Linked DNA regions of Mus musculus: all the other regions are linked to region 1. Evidence: chromatin loops called from intact Hi-C (ENCODE). Cell type or tissue: left cerebral cortex. All regions are shown on one strand.

Region 1 (4,000 bases):
GCCCTTGGTTCATTGTATCTGCTATGAGATAATGTCATCATATCACAGACTCAATCCCTGGTGTCAGTGGTCCTTCACAGATTTCCAAAACTTTCCATTCAAATGATAAGAGTTTCCCCCATGTTTTTCAGATCATATAAATAACTCCCTTTTAAAGATTGTAGTGGTTGAGATCCCAGAAAATCAGCACTCCTTTGTATCTGAACTCGAAAACGTCTCTTTGCATATTCATGTGTACAGTCATTTACAATTTTTTTCAACTCTTCCCTTGCAGTTGGTCACCAGCAGACACACCCACACAGGATACTGTAGTGGCTTGTGTTCACTAAATGTGTTATCCAAAAAAAAAAATCTGTTTGTGGTGTCCCACATGTAGGCTAAAGGAAGCCTGCCGTCAGTTGGCTCTGATTGGGAAATAAAGTTGCCAAAGGCCAATGGCTGGGCAAGGGGACAGAGGCAGGACTTTTAGGATTCCTGGGCAAGAAACAAAGGAGGCGGGGGCAGGGGATTGGGAGAGAAGAAGGATTCGCCATGAGAAGGTCAGAGGATGGACCACACTGTGAAGGGGCAGGAGGGTGAGACGACCGAAATCTAGGTGCAGAGGGAAAGTAGCCGCATGGGAAGCCTGCCCAGAAGGAAAAAGGGCGGCAAAGATAAAATACAGACTTAGAAAGTGTTAACTCTGGAATATTGGAGGGGAATGTGTGCTAGCTTGGGGGACGTCCGGAAGTGCCCAGCCATTAAACTAGTAAGGCATACTGAAAGTAATGCAGCGTGTGTGTCTTTCATTCATGAATCCAGAGCTCGCCGGCGGGGCGGGTGCAGAGCAGCATGCATCTGCCAGGAGCATAGAGAGGCTTCTAAATGTTTACCGCAACAGGGTATCTATATTTGCCTTCCGTTCTTGTTTACTTTTCTAACACTGATAAACACCAAGACTTGGGGAGAAAAGGGTTGTTTGATTTACATGTCCCAGACCAAGTCTGTCATTGAGGAAATCAAGGCAGAAACTTATTAGGCAAGGCAGGAGCAGATGCAAAGGCCATAGAGGAGACTTTGGACCCCTCCAATAAAGGAAAAGAAAACCGGATATGGGTGGTAGATCACAATATCTAAGAAAGAAGACGTTGGTGGTATTTTACCTAAGCACATACTTGATTTTCTGCCTAGAACAATGAATTTGATCACACAGAGTTGAGACAGAAGCCTAAAGAGAATTGTTCTTGGTTAACTACAGCTGGGATCTTGGGCCCTTTCTGTTTATTTTCTTTCTCTCTGGCCTGATTGTTTCAGCTACATTATTCAATGTATTAAATTGGATTAATCATTTCTCAAGTTCACGTCCCCTCACGGGCCTGTGCATGGTTCTGTTGTATTTGTTTACATAGTTATTTTTAAAATGGCAATGGTTATCCCGTGGTTCCCCAGGCAATATGAAAGCTAAGGCTGAGAAGTGACCTTCCTATGAATAGACCCCTTACCCTGCCCACCTCCCTAGGGCCCGCACTCCAAACACTGTAAAGTTTCCCTGGTCACAGAGCCATAGGGACACAAATCCTAGGGAGTTTCTATTCTTGTGCTTCTAGGTTCATGGAAAGTCTATTACAACACACTAATACACTGAGATCCATAACTTAACCGAGAAGTTGGGGCTCTCTACCCACCTACGTTGCTGCTAGGATGTGAGTGCAGGAGGACACACATACTACACAGTCTTTTCAACTCGGGACCTATTTAAACACTCCGCCTACGTATTTCAATATATGGAACAGGTCACTCCTTCAGCAAATATTTGTTGGGTACCTACCACCTGCCAGGACTATGCTGTGCTGGGATATGCTAGTGCACAGAGATTCCTGATGTCATGAAAGTAACATCAAAGGAGATAGACAACAACTACACAAGAGTCAGAGTGCTTTTAATGCTGGAGAGAAAGTGTGTGATTTTTAAGTAGTATGATCAGAGTTCGCTGAAAGTGGGATGCGTAGGTAACTCCTTGGAGCTCAATCAATCAGCTTAACAAAACTCTTCTAAAGCCCAGACATGGCCTATGCAGGACACACGCTCTGTCAGGATTCACCTCTGGAGAAAGACTACCTTTTTCTCTCCCACTTTACTTCCCATTGGTGGTCAGTCCCCTGCCTCGGAGTCGCCAACACTGCATCTAAAAGTCCGCGGTTCCAGGCCTGGACAGCTCTCAGGATCTACTACTCCTCTGAACCACCAGGGAGAGCAAGCGGAGCACCGTCCGGGAGCGCGCTCGCTGGAGCCGCCCTCCCGCCCCCGGCTCCGCGAGAGCGCGCGCGCCGGGCCAGCGGCTCTCGGCGGCGACGCGGCCCGGAGGGCGGCGCGCGCCCTGCGCTCGGCAGCTGCGGCGGCGGCTGGCGCGGGCTGGCGTCCGGACGGAGGCGGGAGGGGACGCTGCAGCCTCGTGAGCGGCGAGGAGAGTGGGGCACAGGACCGGCGAGTTGGAGAGGCGCGGCGAGCGGCACTGCGCCCGCGGAGAGCCCGGCCCCGCGTCCCCGTGCCCGCGCGCGCTCAGCACCCGCGTGGAGGACAGCTCCGCAGCGCGCCGCTCGCCCAGCCGCCCTCTCGCCCGCCGGCGTCCTGTAGCCCGTAGCCCGGGCGCCCCGCGGAGAGCCCGCGCCGCGCTGCCCGACCCGCAACTCTCTACGAGCTAGCTCGGGAGAGCAGCCATCAGCCTCGGGTGCCCTGAGGACGCCGGAGCAGAATGTACCAGGGACACATGCAGGTAAGAGACCTCCCTCAGCGGGTCGATTGAACACCCAGTGCTCCCCAAGTTCCTGGGTCCAGAGATGCCCTCGCCCAACTCAACAAGTGACTGGGGCACCATGACCCAGGCATTTATGTCCCCCGGTAACACTGGACAGTGTCCCAGGGTGGGATGGGGAGGAAAGACTGGGAACTTGTGCGGGGAAGTTTGCTTTCTGGGCAGTCTTGAGCCTGTGCCTTTAAGCCGGCTCCGGGATCCTAGCAGAGGAGGTGACCATGTTTCCTAGCAATCCTACCGCTGCACCTCGCACGTATGTCAGCTGAAGGGCAAACATCAGCCAGACTTGCCGCCTCTCCCGCCTGCACAGGGCGCTCCACAGTCCCAGCACTTAGCCGCTGTCGCGGTGTTCCGGGAAAGCACTATTTTTTAAATGTTCCGTGATGTATTTCCCCCTTCAGGTGACGGGACATCGTCACCTGTCCCAGTAGTCACAGCGGAGCGTGTTCTCAGGAGGGGTTTTTTTCAGATGCCAGCGCAGTACTCAGCTGGAAGATTACTTTAACCTTGATTTTAGTTTTCATGCACGAGGTTGAATCTTCCTCATGATAAAATTATGCAGCGGAGTGGTGGAAAGATAACCCAAACACGAACTCAGCGTTCTAAAGTGTGCGCGGAGCTCCTTCCCAACCCCTTGATATGTTTTTCCCTGGGGCTTCCTTTCCAAAGACTCTCAGCTAGCAGTCCTCATAGGCTGTGTCCCCTACACCTGGCATCCATCAGTTGTGTTTCTGTGAGTGCCTAAGATGCCGCTCCAGTATCTTTTAGACTCCTTAAGACATAACAAATACTCTGCTGCGTGCATGACTTAATATTTAATTTCCAGGTCTTGGGGAAATTCCTTTAAACGATCATGTACAGCACTAATTGTACCTTATCTAAAGCATATTACTGATTGTATCTTAAGTTTGTTAAGAATTCAGAATCACCCGAGTAGAATTCCAACAGCATAGCCCCGTCACTGACATCATCCTGTTTTGAAAGTCATTAATAGGATTATGTCACATTTGACAGATAATGACTAGTATAATTTTTAAAATATGTAGCAAATACAGTCTGCCTGTCTTGAAAGTTTAAAATCAAAGGCACTCTCCCACTACTGAAAAAAATAAAGCCAGCAAAGGACTGATTTAATTGGATGCTTTATTTTCACCCAGGAATGATATTTAAACTTTCATTCTCTGTATTCATTATTAAATAGTCTCTTCA
Region 2 (4,000 bases), 85 kb after region 1:
TCTGCATTCAGATTTGTCTGCCCATTCACCTCCTCTGGTCAGATGGCAACCAACAGTCCTCATTTCCTAACATCCCCACTTCCTGCCTTAGGCTTTTTCTCTTTCCTAACCACAGTCAAGCAGAAGACAGGGAAGACAAGCCTGGGGGCAGATGCTTTGTACAGAACCCATACGGAGACTAACATCCTACAGGGAGGAAGACACTGTGCCCGAGCTCTGTTGCCAGTTCCTTGGTGACAGCTGACTATTTTATAAGTTTAGGGCATTTACTGTCCCAGATGCAAAAATCACCAGAACCCTATCTCTGAAATGCAAAGCTAAGGGACTTTAATTGTAATTATAGGTACACACACACACATACACACACACACATTTATATATATATATACATATACAAATACATACATACCAATGTGCTTTGATGTCCCTGGGTGTTAGTGCATTAAGCTAATAACACAGAGAATCTGATTCATAGCAGTTCCTAAGAACAGATCTCGGATCTCACCACACACTTTCCCCACTTTACAAGCGTCCTTTATTATAACTTTTAAAATACAGTTTTTGTTTTAACGTAAAGAACGCTGTTTACCTTGAGTCTGGAATGACTTGTGTTAGCCTGTTGGTTTTGCAAACTTGATGTGGGAACTTTATATAATACAGTATAGGATCATAATATATAATGCAATTAGTGATAATTATAAGAATGTTATAAAATAAACACAGTTACTATTCACTTAGTGGGAACCATAAGCATCACAATCACCATTAACATCATCATCACCACCACCACCACCTTTACCACCACCATCATAATCGTCACCATCGTACTCATTATCATGCTTTTGCCTTTTGAAGGCTGACTCTTTTGCAACATTGTTTAAGGCTCATAAATTTTAACCTGACTTCTAATAGATGAATGTTTAGCCCATGGAGCCAAAAGATCATCTGTAGCTTCTCAGATAAGTACACTTTCTCAATTCTTAAGAGATTTTCGCATCCACCCTGTTGGGTAATGTGTGAGATCCTCTGTTGAATTGAAAATCACCTAAGAATATGTGTGAGGGAAGGGATTTCTGTGTCTCATATCTGGAGAAGCCCCATGCACTCAGGCTGCTCACTACAGACCCACCATCACTGGCATCCACCCACACAATTAATGAAGCATATCAAATAAGCGCATTGATTATTTTCTTTCTGCCCATGCAAAAATCCGTGCTTATTGATGCTGTCTTGATACTGCGAGAGGTAGCTCTTGATATCTGGGAGAGCCTGGGCCTGAAATCCCTCCAGCACAGATAGAGTGCTTTGATGAATGCAAGTATGCACTGCGTCAGTTCCAAGGATGCAAGTATGCACTGCGTCTGTTCCAAGGATCCCTTCAGATGCGCACCCAGGGTATTCCGGATGCCCAGGAGCTCTGAGTTATCTTTCTGAAGTTAAGCAACCATGCCTTGTCTCTCCCTGAGCTTCTGACCTTTAAGTAGTCTCAGAAGCCTGTGCTCAATAAGCCAGCTACTTTACCCTCCTCTTTTGTTCTTGTTCCCATCCCACCCTCTCTCTGTCAGACCTTTGCATGGTATAACTTGCTTGTCTCTTTGGGTTTTCCTTACTCTTCACTCTTGACCTTTAAGAAACAAGAAATGTCAGTTGGAAGCAAAGGGGGCTAGCGTATAGTCCAGCGAGTTCAGATTCCTCAAGTCCATGACCTGTTCCTTTGTCCAGTTATGGGCTCCTCCTTTCATTTCCTCAATCTGGCAGTTTTGGCTGGTAGGTTGATACAACTGGTCTACCAGCAGCTGTGCCTCATACACGCTCCTTTCTTACTCTGCATCACCACCCAGTGCGGTCTGGATTCTCGTTCCAGTCATATTCATCTCAAACACTTAGTGTTTCATTTACAACAGATCTCAGATTGGAGCCTTGGATGAGGCTGGGGGCAATAGAGGGGTCCAAATGGCAGACCAGGGCAGGTGAAGTGTCCCACAAGGAGACAATGGCAACGCCATATCTGGCTTCCAAGCCAAAAGCTTTTACCTGTGCTTGAGGTTGTTTTTATCTTGGTTTGGTTTGGGTTTCTGGTTTTTTGTTTTGTTTTGTTTGTTTGTTTGTTTGTTTGTTTGTTTTTGCTTGTTTGAATTTGTTTTGGTTTTGCCAACAATGAAAAATATGTGGTTGTATTTTATCCTGGAAACCATGAGGAGGCAGAAAATGCACTGTGTGACTTTGGGTGGTATGGCCTAGGGTAAATGGTGAGAGAAAGTGGTGGCACGTGTCAGAGATTTTCTGTCAGAGCTGACTGGCTGAGGGACCAGCTGTCATGATGTAGTGATGACAGGAAGCAAGGCATGGGGCTGAATAAATGCCCACAGCATGCAGGAGCCAGGGTTTTTTCAGAGACTGGGGTAAGATGTGTCAGACATTGATTGAGTCTCCCTGTGTTCCATGCCCTCTGCTGGGCACAGTTGGAGCTGTCCAGATGCAGACTCCCCTGGAAACTGTAGTCCCATTAGGGAGCCTGACATACTAGGACGTTCCTACCTACCATTTCCTTAACCTTTACCACAACCTTGAGAAGCAGACACCATTAACCACAACTGAACAATGGAAATTTAGAGGAAGAAAGTTGTGGGTTTTTTTTTCCAGCATGGGATTTTAAATGACACAAACTACAACCCATGTTCTGAATAACCATTCCTAATACTTTCCCTCAGGTGGGGCACCAGCTCAGAAACCTGAGTCAGGAAACTTGACCCAGCCCCCAGGTTCTAATGCCACAGCTTTGGGCTTTAACGGGATGCTAAAAGAAGCAATCTAGCCATCTTCATTCTACTGTCTCTTCCTGCAACCTGGCGAGGTGGTATGAGAAGCAAAGGTGGGCCACAAGAGTACAATAGCAAACCGGTTTCCAATTGTCGTGTGCCATGTCCACAGCAGACTAAAGCTGCAGGTGTTCACACTGACAGAATTCCACCGATTTTCTGACTTCAAATATGGTGGGGAAGTCTGCAGTACAACAGGATACCATAATAATAATAATAATAATAATAATAATAAATAACATAAACAAAAGGCAGTCTTGTACTGTGAGAAGATGTGGGAACAGATTAAGAGTCCTCATCCTGCATCTAAAAGGAGAGCTCTGCCAGTAAAATGCCTGCCGTGCAAGCATGAAGATTCAAGTTTGATTCTTAGGACCCACATAACATGGGTACAGTACTCCTGGCAACAGGGAAGTAGAGACTGGAGGACCCCTGGGACTTGCTAGCTACCATTCTAGCCCAAATAGTGAACTCCAGATTCAGTGAAAGTCTCTGTCTCAAGTATTTAAAAGTGAGAGTAATTGAGGAAAACCCTAATGTAGAGCTTGAGCTCCACATTCATGGGCAGGCTTGGTATCAGGCATACACACACACACACACACACACACACACACACACACATAGACACAAGAGTTCTGGCTGGGGCACACTTGGGTATATAAAGGTTTCTGGGGGTGTTGTTGTTGTTGTTGTTGTTGTTGTTGTTGTTGTTTTTAAATAAGAAACTGTTCAGAGTACCTGAGAGTGGGCATACATTAAATTCTTAGGGGGTTATTTACAAGAATTGTCTTATAAGCGCAGCAGCAAGGAGCTGTGACAGTCATTGAAGAGCACAGCTGATCTATAAAATAACTGGATAGAACTGAATAGAAATGAGGGCTGGCGTTCCCTAAGACCTGAGTCTTACGCCATGCCAGACTTTCCCACACTTCCCACTTGCTTCTTATAACATCTGGGTGAGAGACTAAGCTTCACCCCCATTTTCACAAATGATCTAGAAGGAAACTGCTCAGTGGTCAGGACTAGATCCAAATCCAAACCTCCTTGCATCGCTGGACTTCCACTATGGTTTAGTGCTTTCTGAAGTTTGATGGAGTTCGATATAATGTCCTCCTGATAATTCTCTTGGTCAATATGATGTAATCTGTATCTCTTCTAGCAAGTGGTAGGTTGCTCTGTGA
Region 3 (4,000 bases), 160 kb before region 1:
CATGAACAAACAAACACACAAGCTAATGAAAAAGTTCTTATGAAAAAAACAAACTTACAAAAACATATGTAACATCTCTGACAGTGACTCTGGTGTCAAATGAATTGATGTTTTCTTCTATTATAAGTCCATAAGTTTTGAAATTCAAGCTTTCTATATGCTAATGACTTTTTAAAAATTAATAGAGAATATTATCTTTTTGAGGCAGAATAATGGTTTAATCAAAATGTTCCTGATTTCTTTGATTTATTGATATAATTTCAAAAGTGAAGGAAGGAATGAGGAATTCATCTATTTTAATATTGATTGGATAGAACAAAAATGTAAAACTTATTATATTAGGGAGGTTGTTTGAGCAGGTTTCTAGACAGACAGGTTTCCTTGAGTGACTCCTTTATCCAAAAGTGGGCATTACCAGTGTTTCTTTAGATGATGGCATTGCAGAAAGCATTCTGCAGGCAGCGTTGTATAGCAATGAGACAATGGCACTCATACATTTGTAGACTTATACTTTTTAAAACCTACTTTAATAAGGGTTCTTAAATGCTTTAACTTCCCTTTTAGCCCACCACGCGCCAGAAGTAGTGGAAAGGAAAGGATTATAGGGCAAAGTGGGATGTGGACTTGTTTAGAAATGGTTTTGGGGAAAGATTCCAATCTTCATTGTCAGGATATCAACAGCTCAGCTCACATGAATCAGCAACAGTAGCTAGATCCACTCACAAACACCACTCATGAACCAGTAATGGGAGTTCGATTCAGAAGAAACTGTGAGGCTCTACCAATCAACCCAAGTCCATGGAAGTGGCAAGAAGCTGCCAGAACGTGATGAGAAGTTCTTTGGTGAGTTTCTCTCTATGAAGTCAGTACAAACAATGATCAACAAAGAAGAAGGCAAGGTGAACCAATGCCACAGTGTCATCAGCCAAGACCACCAGCAGCAAAGCCTGAAAAGACCAGAAAAAGAGTGACAAGGTAACGCCCACAGCATGTTGGGTTATTACCAAACATCATGTGCCCACTCTAGCAAAATGTCACATGTCCTTTTTCCAAGCAGCATCCAGAAAAACATGTCTGTTCTCAGCAACCATCCTCCAATGTGTCTCTTTAGCAAAACATCCTCTCATAAAATATCACGTGGCACAACTGAGTCTCCAAAGAAACCAAAAATTTCCACTTCACACATTACGCTATAGGATGTGACTTTGTCTCACAAACCCATCACGCTCTGGGTTCCAGGATCCAGAAACAGAGGATTCCAAATCAGCATGAAAAGAAAATTCAAAGCTTTATTTTCAGAGTTTTCAAACACTTACCACTATTTGATGTTGGGGAGGGGAACTAAAAAACAGTAATGTGGTATAATTTTTTCATGTCTGGGATTACTTGGTTCCACCTGATTATCACTGTTGGATATATTGTTCATTTTTCTTAACAAAATAGTCTTACAAAATGAAGTTAGGTATATTTGAGTGGCCCTTGACAACACTGTACAAACACAAAAACAAATGCTCAAAATGTAGCTGTGTAACACCGGAAGCTACATGCATAAAGAAAAACAACTTCTCATGACTTAAGGCGGTGTGAGATTTTTTGAAAAACTTCATTCTAATTTTGGCAAATCATCATATCTTCTTTACTCTCTGGAAAAAATAGAATAGAAAAATTATTCAAATAAAACTGTCCTATCAAAACCCAGAAGAATCAAGGCAAGATTTAGAGCCCATATTTCAAAGAAAGTTAGGAGATCACAGAAATCTAAAACAATGCATAATTCATGACAAAGCTTGGCATAGTTAAAATGTCCTTGAATTTTAATTGGATGCCCAGATAGGAGCTTCTATAAATTCTGCTCTATGATGGAGCCATAGAGAATTTTTATACTTGTATAATAATTTAGTTCACCTCTGCAAAAGAAAAAATGTGAATTGAGCATTTCTTAATGAAAAATGTGTGCTTCTGTTTGTTAGAGAAGTGGGAAATCAGTAGTTCCTGACCAGCAAGGCTTGTGAATCTCATGTGTGGGTTTTGTTTGTTTGATTTCTTTTGTTTTAATGTGTATATGAATGTTTTTCCTGTCTGCACGCCTCATGCACTAGCAGGCCAGAAGAAGGAATCAGTTCACCTGGAACTGGAGGTATAGACCCTTGTGCACTGCCATATGGGTGCTGGGAATCGAAGCCAAGTCCTTGAAGAACAGCAAGTACCCTTAACCAGTGAGTCATCTCTCTAGCTCCCCACTTATCCTGTTTTTGTCTTCAATCACTGAGCAAAAAGCAGAAAGTTTGCATCTCATTAAAGCCATTAAAACTATTCATGTGGGCTGACAGCTGGCTTACCCAATACCACCACTTACAATTCAGTGATGTCAACAGCTTAAATGCACCTGTCATTTCATTTCTCAAATATGTGTACAGCAGGTTACTACCATGTTCAAACTGTTCTGTCTTCACTAGTATTTTTGGATGAAGCCATATAAGTTTCATGTGAGAAACAAATGAATCTAGTCTGAGAAAGAACAGATTTGAAGGTATTCATTGTCGGTAATTGGACTATTTGTCTTTAGAGGATTACACAGTGTCAAAAGTCTATTTTCATTCAAGTGGCATATGCTTAAAATAGCTTAGATGAAAGTTATTGACAGAAAACAAAGATAAATAGTTACATGAACTTAAAATTCTATTGTGTCAGACAGAACACCTGCTAATAATATTAGTAGGTGTTATTGTTTTCCTTTATGACAATAAAGGCACATCTGTTATTAGAGTTCTTCCATTCATTCATTTTGAATCAAGGTAGATAGAATACCCTCTAATATATAATCCCAACACAGAGAATGAGTCAACTATGCATCACTGTTTGGGGTCTTAACTGCTACAAATTCCTAGCACTGTAATAACAGCGTGTCACAAGCTATTGCTTACAATAGCAAAAACATATATTTCCTGGTCCAGGAGGTTCAAAATCTGAAATCAGGTTATTGGTCGGGCTCCACTTATTCCACAGACTCAGGTGAACATGCATCTTCACTTCTTCATTCTCCACAGTTGCTGGCAACTCCCTGCTTCACTAATGAAGTGCCTTATACATTTGACCAACCTCTGTATCTGTGTTCACACAACCTTCTTCTTGTCTCAAGTTCCACATGTTCCTTTTTTTATGACACCAATCATTATATTGAGACCCTCCACTATCTGGTATGGCTTTATCATATCTACAAATCTAGATCATATCTACAAATGTTATTTACAAATAAGGTCATATTTTGAGGTACCAGTATTTAGGAATTCAACACATTTTTCTGTGGGACCTATTTCTACCATTCTAGGAATGGTCACCCATTTCTTGCCACATATGTAAGTAGCTAGCCGATTCTCCATGCTCCTCTGCTACAGCAGTGATAAGAGTCCATATCTTAAGCACTTTGTGGAAGACTCTATGCTGTCTTTCCTCATACCTTCAAGCTCTGACATCTTATGTTTTTCTACTCACCACCCACCATTCTAGGATCACAACCTTGATCCCTAGGGATGTTTGTCTGTTTGTTTGTTTGTTTGTTCCAATTCTCATGAAGGTAGCTCCAGGAATAGGAATGAGGTCAGCACAGCCAACATGGTTTCCAGATCCCACAGAATAAAGAATTCTTCAAAGTGTGTGTAGGGGTGTAGTCACCCTGAAGATAGCTGGCTCTGGGACTTCTATTCAAATCCTGAGGAGAAAACTACCTTCTTTTTCTACTTTCCTAATCCAATAAGGTATCAACTTAGAGGGGTGTGGAAAAAAGAGAGAGGTATTGTTCACAATAGACAATTTATTAGGAAGGTGTATCAGCCTCATAATAAAATATCAATCAAAATACTTATGTATGAAATATAACACACAAGACATCTTTAAACCCTCTCTATGGTTCATGTAATAGGCAGGAAAAAATGTGTGGGTGTGGGAGGTGCTGAACAAAAATTTTAAAAATATAAACATAATTAGCATGAAAGATTGCTGA
Region 4 (4,000 bases), 230 kb after region 1:
CAAAAGGAAAAGCAAGCAAACAAACAAACCAAAAACCCCGTCCACAGCAATCCAAAGCCTGAATGGGTCAAAATTCTCAAGTATCTCAACCTTCTCAGAGGCCAGTGGAGAACAGAGTGGTCAGCACCCTGCCCTCAGACCCCCTCTGCTCCCTAAACTCTCCCAGCAAGAAAATCAAGGGTCTCCTGGGCACTGGGAATAGCTCAGCACAAAGGGTGATAAACTGGCACTCTGTGCCCACCAGCACCAGGCCTCCTCAGAAATCATGCTGGCTGTTCTTCCTTCTGTCTCCAGGTCCCCTTCTACCCGTGTTTGGATGACTCTTAAGGCTTTCATCGTTTTGTTGTGTAAGTGCCCAAAAACAAGTCTGTAAGAGACTGGCAGTTTGAAGTCCTTGCTAGAGAAGCTACACGGAGTGAGATGCAAATCCTTGCACAAGCCTGGAGGTCACTTAAGACTGCTCACATTCAACCCTGGTGGCTAAGGAAATGGTCTTTATGCCTTATCTGGAAAATGGGCCTCCCACACTGACCAAGGACCTTGAGTATTGATGAAAAGGCAGCCAGTGAAGCCCAAACCACATCCTTCTATCAACTGTCCAAATCCAATGTTTCCAAGTGGTTGGGAGGAAAATGTGTATGATTTAGATGAATATCACATACATATAGTACTGCTGTATCTCAGAGGCAGGGAAGGGTGCTAAGAGGAAGTTATACCTCCAGCTACCTACTACTACAAGTGTGGCGTCTGGACTGTCAATGCCAACACCATGCGGTAGGTTAGAAACATGGTCGCTCAGCCCACCTACACCTGCCAATCAGGATCTGCATTTTCCAAAGATCCCAGGTGACCTGTGTGCACAGTAACTTCTGAGATGCGCTGTCGCAAGGAGTGTACTTCCCCTCTGAGAACCTGATCCTCCCAGAGCTCAGTGGTGAGGGTGTGGTTAGCATATGGTGTTTCTTATGGTAGTGTTTCTCCTAGATTCTGGGTCCAGAGAAACCTGGGAGTAACAGAGGAAACAATGGGGTGGAAGGGACGGGGCAGACGTTCCCACAGCCTCTTTCACATGCCATGTCTGGTTAGGTGGCTCACTCTATAGTTTAAGCGAAAGCATGCAAAGGATACCTACCAAATTTTCTGGGAACCCAGTCAAGACCAAAAGTGAACTTCTTTATCTGCACTACCAAGTATTCAGGGAATGAGGCAAAGCGAGAAGTTCTGGGAAACACAAGGGGAGGAGATCAATCAAACAAGGAAGAAAAGAAAGGCTATTGCTGTCCATGGCTCACAGGCAGCTTTGTCTGGGGCTCCTGGCAATGCCAAGGACTGCCCTGAGAAGGAACCAACCAACAGTCAGTACACCGGTACTCGCACACTCGCTCCAACCCCCTGGCTTCTCTGCCGCAGAAAATGCTGACTGGGGACACAGTAATCACTGGGTGCAGCTATCTCACAGTGACTGCTTTGCTGCAGTGCTCTGGAAAGTGTGCCTAAACCACTTGATTTCCCAGCATTCTTGGAGTGTTTTTACCTGTGTATGTATCTGTGTGTGTTCTCAGTCAAGCACGCACCATGTCTGTGACATTCCCTACGTGGTGCAGAGAAGCCAGCCTCACTCCTCCTGGGCATCACTGTCTCACAGCAGTGGACTGGTGCAAGGGAGGGTTGCCAGAACTCGGGTTGAGGCTGACCATTACAGAGTCTCTTTGAATACCAGGATCCCGGGTAGCACGGGTCCTATAGCTAGCTCTCTCTATCTAAACCTAAGCCTTATCTTTTAAAAGATTTTAGCTTATGTGTATGGGTGTTTGCCTGCACGTGTGTATATGTACCATGTCTGTGTCCACAGACCTAAGAAAAGCAGGTCATGTCCCCAGGAACTGGAGCTACCTGTGGTTATGAGACACCATGTAGGTCCTGGGAACCAGACCCTGGTCCTCTGCAAGAGCGGCAAGTGCTCCTGCCCCTGAACTTGACATTTTTAAATTAACACTGAGTTAATTCTGAGTTCACTTCAAACTGAAATACAGAGTATTCTAGGCTTGGCTTTATCACTTTTATGCACACACTGACTGTTCTAATTGCACATCAAATCCATGCCTCTCAGTGCCCGAATCCCACTCATTCGGTCACCAATTATGTCTTTCCAGCACCTCTTTCTATTTGCCTGTCTATGTAAACAGACAAAGAGCCACATTGTTTCCCAGCCTTTGGGCTAAAATCATGTACAGACAATGAGCCAGAGATGGTACAATAGGTCCCCTTTAAAATAGAAGGCTCCGAGCTTTCTCCTCCAAACCTCACTGTTGAATTAGAGCCATTGCCTTCTATCTGATACACATCTTTTTAGGTCTGAACAAACTCCAATGTATTGCTGCCCTCTGGTGCAGAATAGTAGACACAGCACAGGGCTGACCATGGGCAAAGAGTAGAGAAGTATGGCTTTAAGTCTTCAGTAGGCTCGTAATTTACTCCAGATCCGGGGGAATCTCTGGCCCCTCTGAGGCTCGTTTTACATCTGGAAATGATCTTACTCGTGGATGTGCTGTCAGGGTTGTTCAGTGCTTTCTCGCCCTTGTGAAAACCCCTTGACACACCAGACTGTACTGTACTGAGGAAGTGGAGTGAATTCCATCATCCCTAAAGTTTCGGACACTGAACTGGTCTGTCACTGACCTGTATCTTCCCTGCTCTGTCTCAAGTTCTCCCTCAGAAGGACAGTAGATGAGAACAGGCCTCAATGCAAGGCAACTATGAGAGCTCAGCCTTGCAAAGGGATTGATCTAGGATTATCCTGGCTCTCTGAAGAAACGTACAGTCCCTCCAATTGGGTTCTCTGGCTGCCTGAGAAGCCTAAATATATATCATTCTCATTTAAATGAAGCCAAGACTTCCAGTTTACAGAAAGTCAACAAAATTCACCTGCTATTATAGCATTTTCAACTAATGAAAAAAGTTATCTTTCAGCTACAGTGTGTGAGTGTGTATGTGTGTGTATGTGTGTGTGTGTGTGTGTGTGTGTGAGAGTGAGAGAGAGAGAGAGAGAGAGAGAGAGAGAGAGAGAGAGAGAGAGAGACAGAAAGAGACAAAGAGAGACAGAGAGGGACAGAGAGAGACAGAGAGGGAAGAGAAGAGAGAGAGAGAGAGAGATGCTCATGTATGTGTCCATCAAAGGTCAACAATCAGTGGGTGTGTTTCTTCCTCTCTCACTCTCCACCTTACTTTTATGAGACAGTCTCTACTGTCCCTGGAGCTCAGATGAGAGTGGCTAGCCAGTGGGAGCCCGGGATGTGCCCCTGTCCTCATCCCAGTACCATGTTTACAGCCATGCCCACCGTGCTCTGCTTCTGCACAAGCCACACCAGATCCCACACAGGCAAGCTCTCATTCCTAAGCAGCAGTCTTTACCACTGAGGCCTCTCCTCTGCCCAGACCTTCTCACATTAATATCAAATCTGGGGTAATCTCATTAAATCAATGGTATGCAAATGGTGACTCTGGAGCCAGGAAAGTTGCTGACTCTATGCTAAAGAGCTGTGTGAAAATAAGGTATGGGCAGTGGATTAGTTGGAGGTTGGGACAGAAGGTGGAGGAACAATTAAGGAATGACTCTGTAGTGGGTAACTACCAACCATTCAAAAATATCTTAAACTCAACCACACTGCATTTTGTTCCACATATATCTCAGGTTTGTCTCAAGAGCAATAAGAATCTCCACTCAGTAACAGGAGTTCGCGGACATCAAGTTACAGTTAAATCTGACAATATTAAACTGGGCTTTGCAAATGGGTTGGCAGTTGTACAATGTCTATTAGCACTGCTCACTCATTACAATTAAGACTCACATGTTATGAAGACATCTTATTATGAAAAAACAATGTAAGCTGCAATAACTAACATGGTCTACTCCACAGCATTGAAAATTGGCTAAGTCAAAAAGAGTACTAGCCCCTTTCTGGTAAGTGCACCAAAAATGCCATTAGTCAACTATATGCAA
Region 5 (4,000 bases), 99 kb after region 1:
ACAAAGCTGGTGCAGTAAAATGTGAATGTAATCCCATTGCTGGAGAGGTGGAAGCAGACAACACACACACACACATACACACACGCACACACACACATGAACACACACATACATACACACACTGAAAATATTGAAAGTCAGGAAATATGAGCTGTCTGATCTATATCAACCACCAATCAACTCAATAACCTTTATCATTGACTGTACATTTGCAGGCCTCAGTTTCCACCTCCAGAACATTAATGAAGAGCTGGAGAAATGGCCTAGTGGGTAAAGCACTTGCCATACTTGTTTGAGGCCCCATGTTCAAGTCTCCAGTGGGAAGAGCAGACATGGTGGCACAGGCATTTACAATCCCAGCTCTTCTAGGGTGCGATGGGAGTCAGGGACAGGAGAGTCCCCAGAAGCTTGGAAGCCACCCATCCTGATGTCCTGTCTGCACTAGCACTCACACGGGAATGTATGCCAACTGCCCCAAGGGGTGTTCTTCGTTCATGGGCACACCTCATATACACAAAAGTGTAACTGAAAAAGATTAGAGAAAAGTGAAAAGTGTTGATCAAATATTCTCTGAGATGCCTGAAACCCTGTCACCTCTTGTGGACAAATAGATGTTAACTGACATCTTGGCCACATTTAGGGACATTTTACAATCTAGACAAGCTAGAGAAAAGTAACCTTTGTGTCTCTCTGCACATGTTTTTGTACTCATTCCTTTCTCAAGTATTATCAAAGGCTGTTCCTGGAACTAAAGGCAAGACAGAGCTCCCTTCCTGGAGAAGGGAGGCAAGCAGCAAGAAGGCAGGCAGATCTACAGAGATTTCAATAAATAGTTTCTTCTTCAAAATTCTCATCCGTGCAAGATGATGACATTTCCTCTCTCCCCATTCTATAACTCAGTTGAGACTCTGAAATGTTTGAATGAGTATAACTTGTTTATACAAAAATAAGCTGAAGAACACATAGGACAGGAAAGGCCCTAGACATCAATAGAGTCAGCAGGAAGCCGGCATCCAAGTCACTGGTCACCACAAACTGCAGTGCAGTTGATACCAGTGCAGCCCCAGGGTTTCAGTAGGTGGGCAGAGGCTGGCCTCCCAGAGCCAGGTGTATGATAGCAGCATTCTAGGAGGATAGCATTGGCAACCAGGGAGTTATCATGTGCATAGGAAGAGCTCTACTACAGGGCTGGGGTTGTGCTGAACTTGAAGCTTCAAGATGGAAGTTAGAAACTACCAACAAAGAAGCTTGGACTGGCAGCTGGTATCACACAGCAAAGACTAGAGAATGCATGCACTACATGTGACTTCGTAGTCCAGAGGTTTTTGATCTTGAGTGAGCTCAAAAATCACCCAAACATTTAAAGTCTCTGGTGCCCTAGGCTCATCCATCACGTCAGATCCAGCTGTCAACCACAAAGGTCCCCAGAAAAGCCAGTGTTCCCTGTCCTGGGACCTCGATTTGAGAACCAGAGACAGAGCAGATGGGCTCCCTGCGCTGAGCATATGGAGAACAAAACCTTGCTTTCAAAATGGGGACTTCTAAAGAAGATGACAGCTTCACGCCCGTATGTCAGCCCGCTCCCCACCCACCCTCCACCCACCCCCCACCCCCCGGGTGTTGTACTCGCATGAGGAGCAGGAAAGATGAGTAGGGACTGCAAGATGGTTCTGTACCAGCTACCAGGACAGGATGAAGAGGAAGGAGGGACATGTGGAGATGACAGCTTGGGAGCAGATGTCACACAGTCTCAGGGTCATCTGCAGGCTCAGTTGTGAGAGGCAGAGAAAGCAGGGACAGGACCTTAAACAGAATCTAGTCTTAATATCCACACATCGTTTCTCCAAACCAATGGCTGTTTCTGGCTAAGCACGTGCCTGCCATTTGTGTATGTTAAAAGGGGGCGTCCTATATCTTAAATACACTCTGCACCATGAGAGGTAACACCATGACAGTCCTAGCTTTAGAGACTTCATGGTAATTTTACCAGGCACAACTTAATCGACTATAGAATATGTACAGTACAGAGCATGACCTATGTAAATGCAGAATCCGTTGTACCTTCGACAGCCTTCTTTTCTAAAGCAGACATACAGGGGAGAGTCAGAATCAACACTTGGCTTTTTCAAATTTCACTTTAAGGAGTTTTCCATCTGGAATGTTCCATCCTTGAAACTGGCCCAGAACTGACTTTCATCTGCTGCCCCCTGCTGCCAACAAGAAAAGCAGCCTGATTTTAAGATTTGGAAAGCTGAGCTACTCAAAAAAAAAAAAAAAAAAAAAATCGTGGTTTCTAATCATGTCATTTAGGATTATCCCTTGTTTCAAGTAATCCTTGACATTACCCTTCTCCATTAAAAGATTATGCAGGCTTACTGGGATAAATGGGTTACAGCCATCACAGCTTGGGCCCTGTTGGTGTAGTCTGCTTCCCTCTTGCATGAGAATGTAACAGACATAGAAAAGAAGGCTGTCCTCATAGTTGGCGTCTTATTTGGACACACTAATGGCATGGACAACTGTTGGCTGAGCTCACTTGTAAGATTAGGGCAAGTCAGTGGAAGGAACAGAACCAAGAGGCTTGGCGTCGGCTGGGTTATCTTAACCGAGTGAGTTTGCTTCTAACTACCTTAGATGCAAACTGGCTCTTATGCTCTGGTGTGGCTGTTTTCCCCACATGATAAGATGGGAAGAGTATAAGCTGCTTTAGCCCTTTGCCTTCCGTCTGTTTCTGTTATATCTAAGGGGATAGGTGGACTCTTTGGAGAATCGCTGAGTTTTAGAACTACCACAGGATATTTGAGAATGAAGAAATGTGCTTTAAATTTTATCTAGAGCCTGCTGGAGAGTTGAGTCTGTGACTTAAATGCAGCCATTTAAATGCCAGGTCTTTCTCTAGTCCTATTGATCTTAACATTTTTGAAAAGCAGCTCCTTATTGTTCAAGGCTCAAGAATCCCAGTGTGTGTCATGTGTCACTGTGGGTCCTGGTCTCAGCCACTCACTACCCACAGCATTTATAGATAGACCTTCCCCTTCCTAGACCAAGGAGTTTGAGACAGATGGTCAGAAAGGGAGTGGTGGGGCTAGAGAGATGGCTTAGTGTGTAAGGGCACTTGCGTAAGCATGAAGAAGACGTGTTTGAATGCCAATAATATCAAAAGCCAATCATGTCTGCACATGGGTGTACTCCCAGCATTGGGGGTTGGAAACAAGAGCCAGGAATTGGATATGGATACCCATCCTAGACAAATCAGTGAGCTAGTTCAGTGAGATACCCTGTCTCAAGGCAGTAAGGCACAGGGTGATAGAGGAAGTCACCCAGATCTTGCCCTGGCCTCTACATGGACATCCATGTGCATACAACATACAAAGAAAATGGTGTAAGTGCTGCTAGCACAGTCTGAAATCTTTGTGAATGGCTCCTCTTCTTATACCTTTAATTTAATTAAGCAAATATTATTGAGTATCTCTTTGTGATAAAGTAGGCTTTCGAAACATGGGAATATGTAAGTGCATGAAAGCCCAGGCTCCTCTAAGTACTTCTAGTTTGACTTTACTGTATTACTACCAAAGGAGATAAAATTGTTATCTAAGAGGATACTGAAGCAGCCTAGGAACAAATGAACACCAGCAGATGATGGACACCTACAGATGGACAGAAAGGAAAACTCAAGAAGTCAGGTGCTCCTGAGCCACATGCTGTGACAGAAAGATGGCAGGAAAAAAGATGTGGCCACACTTTATTCCTTCCTTCCTTCCTCTCTCCTTCCCTTCTTTCCTTCCTTCCTCCTTCCCTTCCTTCCTTCCTTCCTTCCTTCCTTCCTTCCTTCCTTCCTTCCTTCCTTTTTCTAACTAATGTCTTTAGTTGAAGTATAAAATAATGGACCAAGAGAGAAAACAACCTTCAGCACAATCCCTCAAAAGCATCCCACTGGTGACACTCTCTTTAATAACTTTCCATATCTACATTGTATAATTCATTACATGAGTTATAAGAG
Region 6 (4,000 bases), 250 kb before region 1:
ACTAAGTGCTTCTGACCACATATCTATGTCAACTCAAACCCAGCAGCTACATCTATACTAAGCCCACCTCTCCCAATCCCTGCATATATGACATTGAGTTATTTAACAACATCTCTGAGTTCTAGATAACGCTTGCATAAGAACAAGAGCAGTGCCATAGGTTTAAGTTGGGGCTCTTTGTGTTAAGCAGCAAGCACTACAGGGGACACAGGAAGCAGCCAGCATTCAATCACTAGCTGCCATCGTTAAGGGAATAATGGCCTGGTCCACAAACCACCTCGTGACCGTGCATTTCCTGTGCACAAACAACCTTGTGACTGTGCATTCCCTGTCTTTGTTCAAGGCTCTGCCATCAACCCACTTGCATCAGAAATTTAAAAATCATCTCAGAATCTTTCTCGCTCTCAAACATCAGGCGCCACATTCTGCCAACTCTTTAACTCCCACGTTTTTTCTTAAATTTGTCATTTCCTCTTCATCCTTCTTCCTCTGCCTACTGCCAGCTCTCATAATTTCTGACTTAGAATTTCTTGGGGGGGTGTTCGCACGGTATGCAATACCAAGCATAGTGTCTGACAGAAACTAATAATGCAATAAACATCTGAGCGGTTTAACCAGCAGCAAAGCATCCCTGTCATCACAAATGACACCATGCTTCTCCTAAGTACCTAAGAGTCCTTGATTCCACATTTTTCTCTGAGGCACACATTACACATGACTAATCTCGGTGCCTCTTTCGGCACACTATCCTGTGCTGGAGTCCTAACCCTGGGACTCTCACATATCCTCCAGTTGTCCTTCTCTTACTGCTCAGTGTGAATTCTACACTTATATGATTATTGTTCTCTCTCTCTCTCTCTCTCTCTCTCTCTTTGTGTGTGTGTGTGTGTGTGTGTGTGTGTGTGTGTACACAACATGTTCAGAGGTCAGAAGACAACTGCAGAAGTCAGAGCTTTCCTTACAAGATCTGGGTCCCAGTGAATGATCAAACTCAGGTTGTCAGACTTACTCACTGAACTATTTCCCAGTCCCCTATCAGTTTCAGGTAAATTCTTAATAAATACCGTCCTCAATACTCTGAAGATTTTTGTTAATGTTTGTCACCTTAGCCTTTCCCACCTTTTCCTTTTCTTAATTTGCTTTGGCAAAAAAATGAGCTTTGCGCTGCAGCTGGAGCATGCCAAGGCTGTGGCTTGTTGCCAATTCTTTTCTTTTGTGGACCTGTTGTACGATCTTTGCTGTGATCATAAGAATAGATAACTATTCACCCAATAGAGAACACCAGCAGCAGACAAGCAATTCTCTCAGAATCTAGCTTGCTAACCTGTGAGTTTGTAGGCTTTACTCAAGGGAGTACTAGTGAAGAGTTTACTAACAGGAGCCTGGGTGTCTCAATGGCACAAAGCCCATCCCAGCCCTGGCATTCCCTGAGCCACCTTCAGACAGCTCCACTGCCGTCTTCTCTCTCTAGCTCCAGGATTTTGAAACATTCCAAGTTCCATATTTTTCATCAACTTTCTACTCTCATATACCTTCCTCCTCCCTCTTAGGAGGAAGAGACTGTATAAGGAGAACCCCTCTTCCCTGGGTCTTTCTGTAGATGTATCTTTCTCATCATTTGTGCAACAACTCACCACACTTATCTCACTAGTTGATTTATATTTTTACGTCTTATTGTCTGGTCCCACTCCTAGAGTATAAGCTACAAGACTCGTCTCATCAGTTACATAGAGCTGAAGGCAATGCCTAGCACATACTAAATTTCAATATACTTTTGTTGTTAAATCTTTCTTAATCCCTAACTCTGTTTAAAAATAGGCTCTTTAGGACAGTTTTAAAGGATAAACAACACAGATATTAACGAAGAGAACTTGAATGCATATAGGTAAGGAAGGAAAATTAATTTCCACACATGGGTAAGGCAAACTATTAAAATACTTTTGCCGTCAATTTTTAATTCAGTCCATCCATTATCATTATGATACGGAAGGAGGAAAGGTCTAAACGACTTCAATATAGACAATGGCTATGTGCTGCTGTGTGCTGAGCAAACACGCTTCAGCAACATGAGAGACCACCACTTTGATCAGAAAAGACCCACTTCTGTTAGCCAAATAACTTTTGGGTTGAATATGGTAATAATGAATGCTTTCTCTCCTGTGTTCCCCAGCACTGAATCTATGAAAATTTAACATTGTTCTAGCAGAATAGTCATGGAACGGCACATTCAAAGTGATGCCACTTTGGTAGCATGAGCTGAAGTAAGGGACTTGGAGGCATTTGGCACAGCACAGTGGGCAGGTGCTTATGGTGTCAGGGCCATAGGCTGCTCAGCAAACAGCAGGTGTCTCAGCCCTGTCTCTGCGGTGGCTCCATGCTGCTTAACCTGGAAATCCTCAGCCAGTTTCCAAGGCTCCTTTGATTTCCCCTGAGAGTCCCTGTACCAAAAACAGCTCTTATGGTAAGCTTGAGCTGAGGAACAAATCGAGCTGGGAACGCTCCCATGATTCCCATCCCCAGAGAAGCTGCTGCTTTTAATTATAGCACAGATTTCGATTTCCAGCATGCTATTTTGAAGAAAAAAAAACATGGGGGATGGGAATAAGGAAAAGAAACTACCAAGATATTTTTTGAAAGCAAAGTCATGAGTCGGGGCTGTGGTGATGGGCGCAAGAGCTGGGGCCAACCATGGCATATTAGTCAGGGTTCTCTAGAGTAACAATTTATAGAATGTATATATATATATATATATATATATATATATATAATGTGTGTGATATTAGAATATAAAAGATATTAGAATGACTTACAGGCTAAGGTCTAACTAATCCATCAGTGGCTGGATAGGAACAGATTGTTCAAGAATCTAGAAGTTACTCAGTCCATGAGTCTGTATGACTTTATATGCTGTAATCCCAAATAAGTAGATTCTAATTCTTGAAGTAATTGCCTTGCTAGCAAGATGAGGGCAAGCAGGCAAAGTGCAAAATCTCCCTTCTTCTATGTCATCATACAGACTTCCATCTGAAGGCTTGGCCCAGATTAGATCTAATTTAAAGATCTGGATTAAAGGCCTGTCTACCCATCTCAAAGATCCAGATTAGAAGTGGATCTTCCTACTTCAAATTAAGCAAAAAGTTCCTCACAGGTGTGCCCCCCTATTTTGGGGTTCTAGTTAATTCGGGATGTAGTCAAATTTACAACCAAAATTAGGCATCACAGTGGCAAGAGAATTTAGAATCACAAAACCCTACTTGAGTTCTAATTAGGTCAACCCTGATAAGAGCTGTAGGAAGTCTCCAGACAAAGATCTCACGTCTCTATAGCTAAGACAAACTTCTTTTAAAAGTCCAGATACTTGCCAATCATAATAATACAGAGCCAGAGAAACAGTCTCTCTAATGCCTCTGAACTGATTTAGAGGTTGAGAAAAACAGATGTTTGTAGTGTGAAATATTCTCAAATGATATTGATGGATAGTGCCTATCTTCTCTTTCAGACTTCATGTTAAAAGTACAAAGCAGTGTCTACAGTGGCAGGAATCTCCTTCTGATGTCACCAGTGTTCCTCTCTTCTTTCAGGACACTCAGGTTGGCCCTATCCCCAGCCCCCAGCATAGTTCAATGGGACTAAACTTTAGTCAAGAGAATGAGAGGAAAGGCTGTGTCTGACCTTTTAAGGTGGACCCACAAACCCGCTGAGGATAGTGATCATTGTAGTTCTCCCTTCCAGACAGATACAAGTAAAACCAGTGACATTGAAATCAGCCGCTGGAATACAGGATGGAAGAAATAAGGGTGTTTGAGTCCTTTGGTGAAAAACCATGCTTTCAGGGTTGCACTGCATGAGAAACAAACTTCCTTTGTCTAGTCGCTGGCGAGGGGACTTCGCTCTCATTTCTGTTAGCCTTGTCTTTACAAATTCAACAGGTTCCACTTCCTGCTCAGAAATGAAAGAGTCCAGAGAGTCTTGTTTCTCTCCTGCTTTTCATTAAAAATTG
Region 7 (4,000 bases), 650 kb before region 1:
GGTTTGAATGCTAAATGGTGCAGCCACTTGAGGAAAGTTGTAGTGCTTTCACAAATCCCAAAACATTATCATCATAAAACCCAGTGACTACATTCAGCTTACCTTGGTTGCTGAAAATCTACTCACACACAAAGCCTTACACATGGATATATACAAGTTTTAATCATACTTTTCAAAAATTAGAAACTAAGATGTCTTTCCATGGGTAGATGGGTAAACTATGGTATCATCAGACAATAGGATATTTATTATTCAGAATTTGCTGCCCTGTGTCTGCTTCTCACTCTTGGTAGCCAGGCCTGTTGTTCACCAAGCTGGACTGGAGGGAGGGAAGCTTAGCTGGGTGTTTTTGAATGCAGCACAGGATCTTGGCAGGCTATGAGTGTGTTGGCAATGACACTGAGTTGGGTTTATTGTGGGTAGGGTATTTATGCTTCCAGGGAGGTGACCAGGGTCTTTGGGGTAAGATTTGTGTGAACTGTGTATCATTGACTATGGCAGGGCTGTTGGAAGATGCTTCATCTACATACTGAGGGACTGTAGGGTGTGTGTGTGTGTGTGTGTGTGTGTGTGTGTGTGTGTATGTGTGTGTGTGCATGTGCGCCCATGCACAAGGTCAAACAAGGAATGAGGCCTGATAACTGTCAGGGTAATAAATTCTTACTAGGGTTGATACTGGGGGAGCTGGCTTTATGGTGCTAGGTTGGGAGGGTGAGATAGCCAAATCCTGCTTTCCTCATATTTGAGGTATCTGAGGGTTGAAGCTTACTTGGCCTTTCCTTTGTAACCCTGGGCTATTACTGTTCCACCGGCATTAAGGAGAAATTAATAACCAAATGATAAAAACAACCTGAGGAAACTTAAATACGTATGAAGGAGTGAAAGAAGCAAATTTGAAAAGGCTACATACTGAATTATCCCAACTGATGTTAATCTCAAAAAAGAAAAACTACAGAGACAGTAAAGTTCTTTGGTTATCAGGACTTCTGTGGAAGGAAGAATAGACAAACTATAGAATATATATATATTTTTAAGGGCAATGAAATTGTCCCATAGGCTACTATGATGGTGTCATCTAATCTTTTGAGAGCTTGAAAAGGAAACAAGGCAGAGAAAAAAGGAATTTGTGTTTTTCCTTGCTTCAATGCTTGAACTGGGACATCTAATTTTATCTTCTTCTCCCCTCAGAGTAGAATTTAAATCAATGACTGCATATTCTCTAGCCTGTGGACTCTGACTAGCTTTCCTGGGTCTAGAGCTTGTAGATTTCATATTATAGGTTGTTCAATCCCTTTAACCTGTCATAGTTGTTTATCATGTGAGGCAGTTCTTCATTTTATATAGTATATATGAATAAGTGTGTGTATCTTATTCTGTTTCCCTGCTTCATTATATGTAAATGTTCAAAGATATGTCTGAATCTTTCTCCCAATAGTGGGTCATTTGACTTCATTGTCAAGAATAGGGTACAAGAGTTGAGAGTTTTGTTTGCTGCCATATAGGTTGTTGTGTAGTATCTGACACTCAATTCAAAGTTACCCTGGAGTGACTCAAGGAAGAGTGAGAAATACTAAGGAAAAAAAATTATTTAGTCACTTTGTTCATTATCAGCCTCAAACACTTATTGCCACTATTAGCAGAGTACCTCCAACTATAAGCCATGAGAAAAGGTTGACACAGCTTCATCCCAACAGTCCTTTTGAATGGATTCTAACAGTTTCAGGAAAGGAAATTTTGTTAGTTTAATCCACTTGAGGGTGCTATAAGATCACTATAGTATCAAACTGTGTTCATGTCCAAAATCACCTCACACAGCAACAAAGTCTATATTCAGTGGTAGGGATCTATGACTTATTTCAAGACAACTGTCTTTAACATTGTCTCTATCTTCTAGTGAGTGGCAAACATTTTGAAGATATTATTTTCATGAAAATAAGTTCATAATCTATTGATCTTTTGTCAATCATTGGTTACCTTGGGATTTTTGAAATTTTAGGGACATTTTTTCGTTTTTGTTTTTCCCTATAGTAATATTCACTGAATTTTGTTTTAATCAAGGCTAAATAACTCTGAACAGATCCAGAATATGCATAGCTTCAAGGAAAGGGGTCATTACATTGGAATATTTATATCATGACTTATAGATAATATATATAACACTCCTGGAGAGGCACAGTGTACAGCATTTCTGAAGATGTACAGTGCTTGGCCATATGAAGTGACTCTCTGTAGCCTTTTACAACATAATCCTTGTATGATATTTATGGTACTCTTGGAGATGTACAGTACTTGACTGTATGAAGTGACCACCTAAAGTTTCAGGCTCAGCCAGTATCTCTTCCATGTTTTTATTTGTTTATACAAAGGATTAGAAAAAAATGAAAGTACCTCAAAATACCTCTACCATAATTGTTGAGAGAAGTTGAAAGATATGTTCACTATTGATATGAATTAGGTTAGGTTAGTGTACTTTTTAAAATAAACTTGAGTGTGATTGTTCATAAACATATACACACATATAAATTCCCACATAGTAGATTCTTATGTTTATATTTTGTGGCAGTGTTTTAGAATACTATAACAGGGAACATGCGATGCTTTTAATAAGAGACATGAATAGTAAGATGATAAATAGAGTTCGTTGTCAGGACATTCTAGATTGCTTTGGTGAGCATTTTAAATTCAAATTATACATGTCTCTAGAATCAGAATAATTGATCATCTTTTAGTTACCAAATAGTAATTTTTGAATTTTATTGTTGGAAGCACCAAAAGAAAATGTCAGGAATTAAAAATACACTAGTTGTTTTATATATTGCTATTTTCAATGGAACCCACTGAAAGAGCCAGAAAAACAGGGAGAGGATTAACACTCCTTTAGATATGACCTTTGATTTTCTGTAGACACAGTTTCAAACTGTGAACTGCATCAGTCTATTCATTCAGCAAATATTTGTTTGGCATTAGGTACTATTTGAAATGTTAATGACATAATAATGAAAAAGACTCATCAATATTCCTGCCTTCATGCAGCTTATATTCTTGAGGGAGACATAATAAGCAACAAATATAAGCAAATTATGTAGTATATTGGTGATACATCCTATAGCAAATTAACTAAATCAAGGGCAAAAGTGTTGAAAGTGCAGAAGGACTGGTGTAGTCATCTCAATAGGAGAATTATAGAAGGTCTCATTGAGATGATATTCAAGTCAAGGCCATACAGGAGATGAGGCATTAGTCATCCATTTTACCTAAGGGAAAATGCAGAAGAAACACCAGGACAGAGGAACTAGAATAAGAAGAAGCATTTGATACACATGAGGAATGGAGGGATAAGGTATGGTAGGAACAGTAGGGTGTAGAGTTTTGTAGGTCACTATGCAAATGTGACTATCACTGTTAGTGGTTGGAGTAACCTTAAGATATTAAGCAGATAGTCATAATGACTTTTGTTATAAAAAGATTTGGGCTGGAATTGCCTACTTGTTCATAAGAGCTGGAAAAATTCTATAGGAGTGTAAATATATCTTATTTATAAAGAAATAAAACTTTAAAGTTTATGCTATTATAAAAAATGAGAATATGGCATTTAAATGTTTCCAAAATATTTAAGAGTTTGAAAGATTTTTACGATGAACTAGATACTTATCACAATGGGAATAACTTTAGCCTAGGAGTCCTAGCTATGTTTTGAGCAAATCACAGTTACGCATGCTTCTCTTGTCACTCAAACTCCAAGGTGCTTGTACTGGCTGGTTTTGTGTGTCAACTTGACACAAGCTGGAGTTATCACAGAGAAAGAGCATCAGTTGGGGAGATGCCTCCATGTGATCCAGCTGTAAGGCATTTTCTCAGTTAGTGATCAAGGGGGAAAGGCCCCTTGTGGGTGGGACCATCTCTGGGCTGGTAGTCTTGGGTTCTATAAGAGAGCAGGCTGAGCAAGCTAGGGGAAGCAAGCCAGTAAGGAACATCCCTCCATGGCCTCTGCATCAGCTCC

What was found. A loop is a pair of places that touch in the nucleus more often than their neighbours do. Peaks named below come from ENCODE experiments on the same cell type or tissue, not always from the same donor. Only the 100,000 strongest peaks of a DNase experiment are listed, where the experiment ranks them.
Region 2: it touches region 1 in a loop (3-fold over the local background); 8 of 42 quality-filtered maps call a loop at or near these places.
Region 3: it touches region 1 in a loop (6-fold over the local background); 2 of 42 quality-filtered maps call a loop at or near these places.
Region 4: a loop joins it to region 1, with 4 times the contacts of the local background. A loop is called at or near these places in 2 of 42 quality-filtered maps.
Region 5: a loop joins it to region 1, with 11 times the contacts of the local background. A loop is called at or near these places in 8 of 42 quality-filtered maps.
Region 6: a loop joins it to region 1, with 4 times the contacts of the local background. A loop is called at or near these places in 3 of 42 quality-filtered maps.
Region 7: a loop joins it to region 1, with 4 times the contacts of the local background. A loop is called at or near these places in 6 of 42 quality-filtered maps.

The regions. Positions count from the first base shown.
Region 1 is chr3:33,141,601-33,145,600 of GRCm38, reverse strand. It overlaps a transcript of Pex5l not described here. Among named protein-coding and RNA genes, the nearest start is that of Gm52604, 24 kb to the right of the region's middle. In left cerebral cortex, a CTCF peak has its summit at 2,205; DNase peaks (open chromatin) are centred at 332, 2,370, 3,046 and 3,447; H3K4me3 peaks cover 1,650 bases; H3K27ac peaks cover 1,618 bases.
Region 2 is chr3:33,056,379-33,060,378 of GRCm38, reverse strand. All of the region lies in intron 3 of Pex5l (peroxisomal biogenesis factor 5-like), which reads left to right. All of the region lies in intron 3 of 4930419G24Rik (RIKEN cDNA 4930419G24 gene), which reads right to left. Among named protein-coding and RNA genes, the nearest start is that of Pex5l, 25 kb to the left of the region's middle. In left cerebral cortex, a CTCF peak has its summit at 2,461 (motif pointing left); a DNase peak (open chromatin) is centred at 95; H3K27ac peaks cover 45 bases.
Region 3 is chr3:33,304,178-33,308,177 of GRCm38, reverse strand. No RefSeq gene overlaps it. Among named protein-coding and RNA genes, the nearest start is that of Gm24780, 87 kb to the left of the region's middle. In left cerebral cortex, no CTCF peak of the experiment used is centred here; DNase peaks (open chromatin) are centred at 1,225, 1,822 and 2,181; H3K27ac peaks cover 2,499 bases.
Region 4 is chr3:32,908,794-32,912,793 of GRCm38, reverse strand. It overlaps Usp13 (ubiquitin specific peptidase 13 (isopeptidase T-3)), which reads right to left. Exons shown (of 21, transcript NM_001013024.2): 14 at 1,133-1,221. Among named protein-coding and RNA genes, the nearest start is that of Gm34153, 61 kb to the left of the region's middle. In left cerebral cortex, a CTCF peak has its summit at 2,390 (motif pointing left); a DNase peak (open chromatin) is centred at 2,365.
Region 5 is chr3:33,042,371-33,046,370 of GRCm38, reverse strand. The region is part of intron 3 of Pex5l (peroxisomal biogenesis factor 5-like); the gene reads left to right. The region is part of intron 2 of 4930419G24Rik (RIKEN cDNA 4930419G24 gene); the gene reads right to left. Among named protein-coding and RNA genes, the nearest start is that of 4930419G24Rik, 20 kb to the right of the region's middle. In left cerebral cortex, a CTCF peak has its summit at 2,209 (motif pointing left); DNase peaks (open chromatin) are centred at 1,440, 2,170 and 2,544.
Region 6 is chr3:33,395,889-33,399,888 of GRCm38, reverse strand. No RefSeq gene overlaps it. Among named protein-coding and RNA genes, the nearest start is that of Gm24780, 4.7 kb to the right of the region's middle. In left cerebral cortex, no CTCF peak of the experiment used is centred here; DNase peaks (open chromatin) are centred at 441, 1,357 and 2,460; H3K27ac peaks cover 3,782 bases.
Region 7 is chr3:33,788,941-33,792,940 of GRCm38, reverse strand. No RefSeq gene overlaps it. Among named protein-coding and RNA genes, the nearest start is that of Ttc14, 9.2 kb to the left of the region's middle. In left cerebral cortex, a CTCF peak has its summit at 1,755; a DNase peak (open chromatin) is centred at 1,747.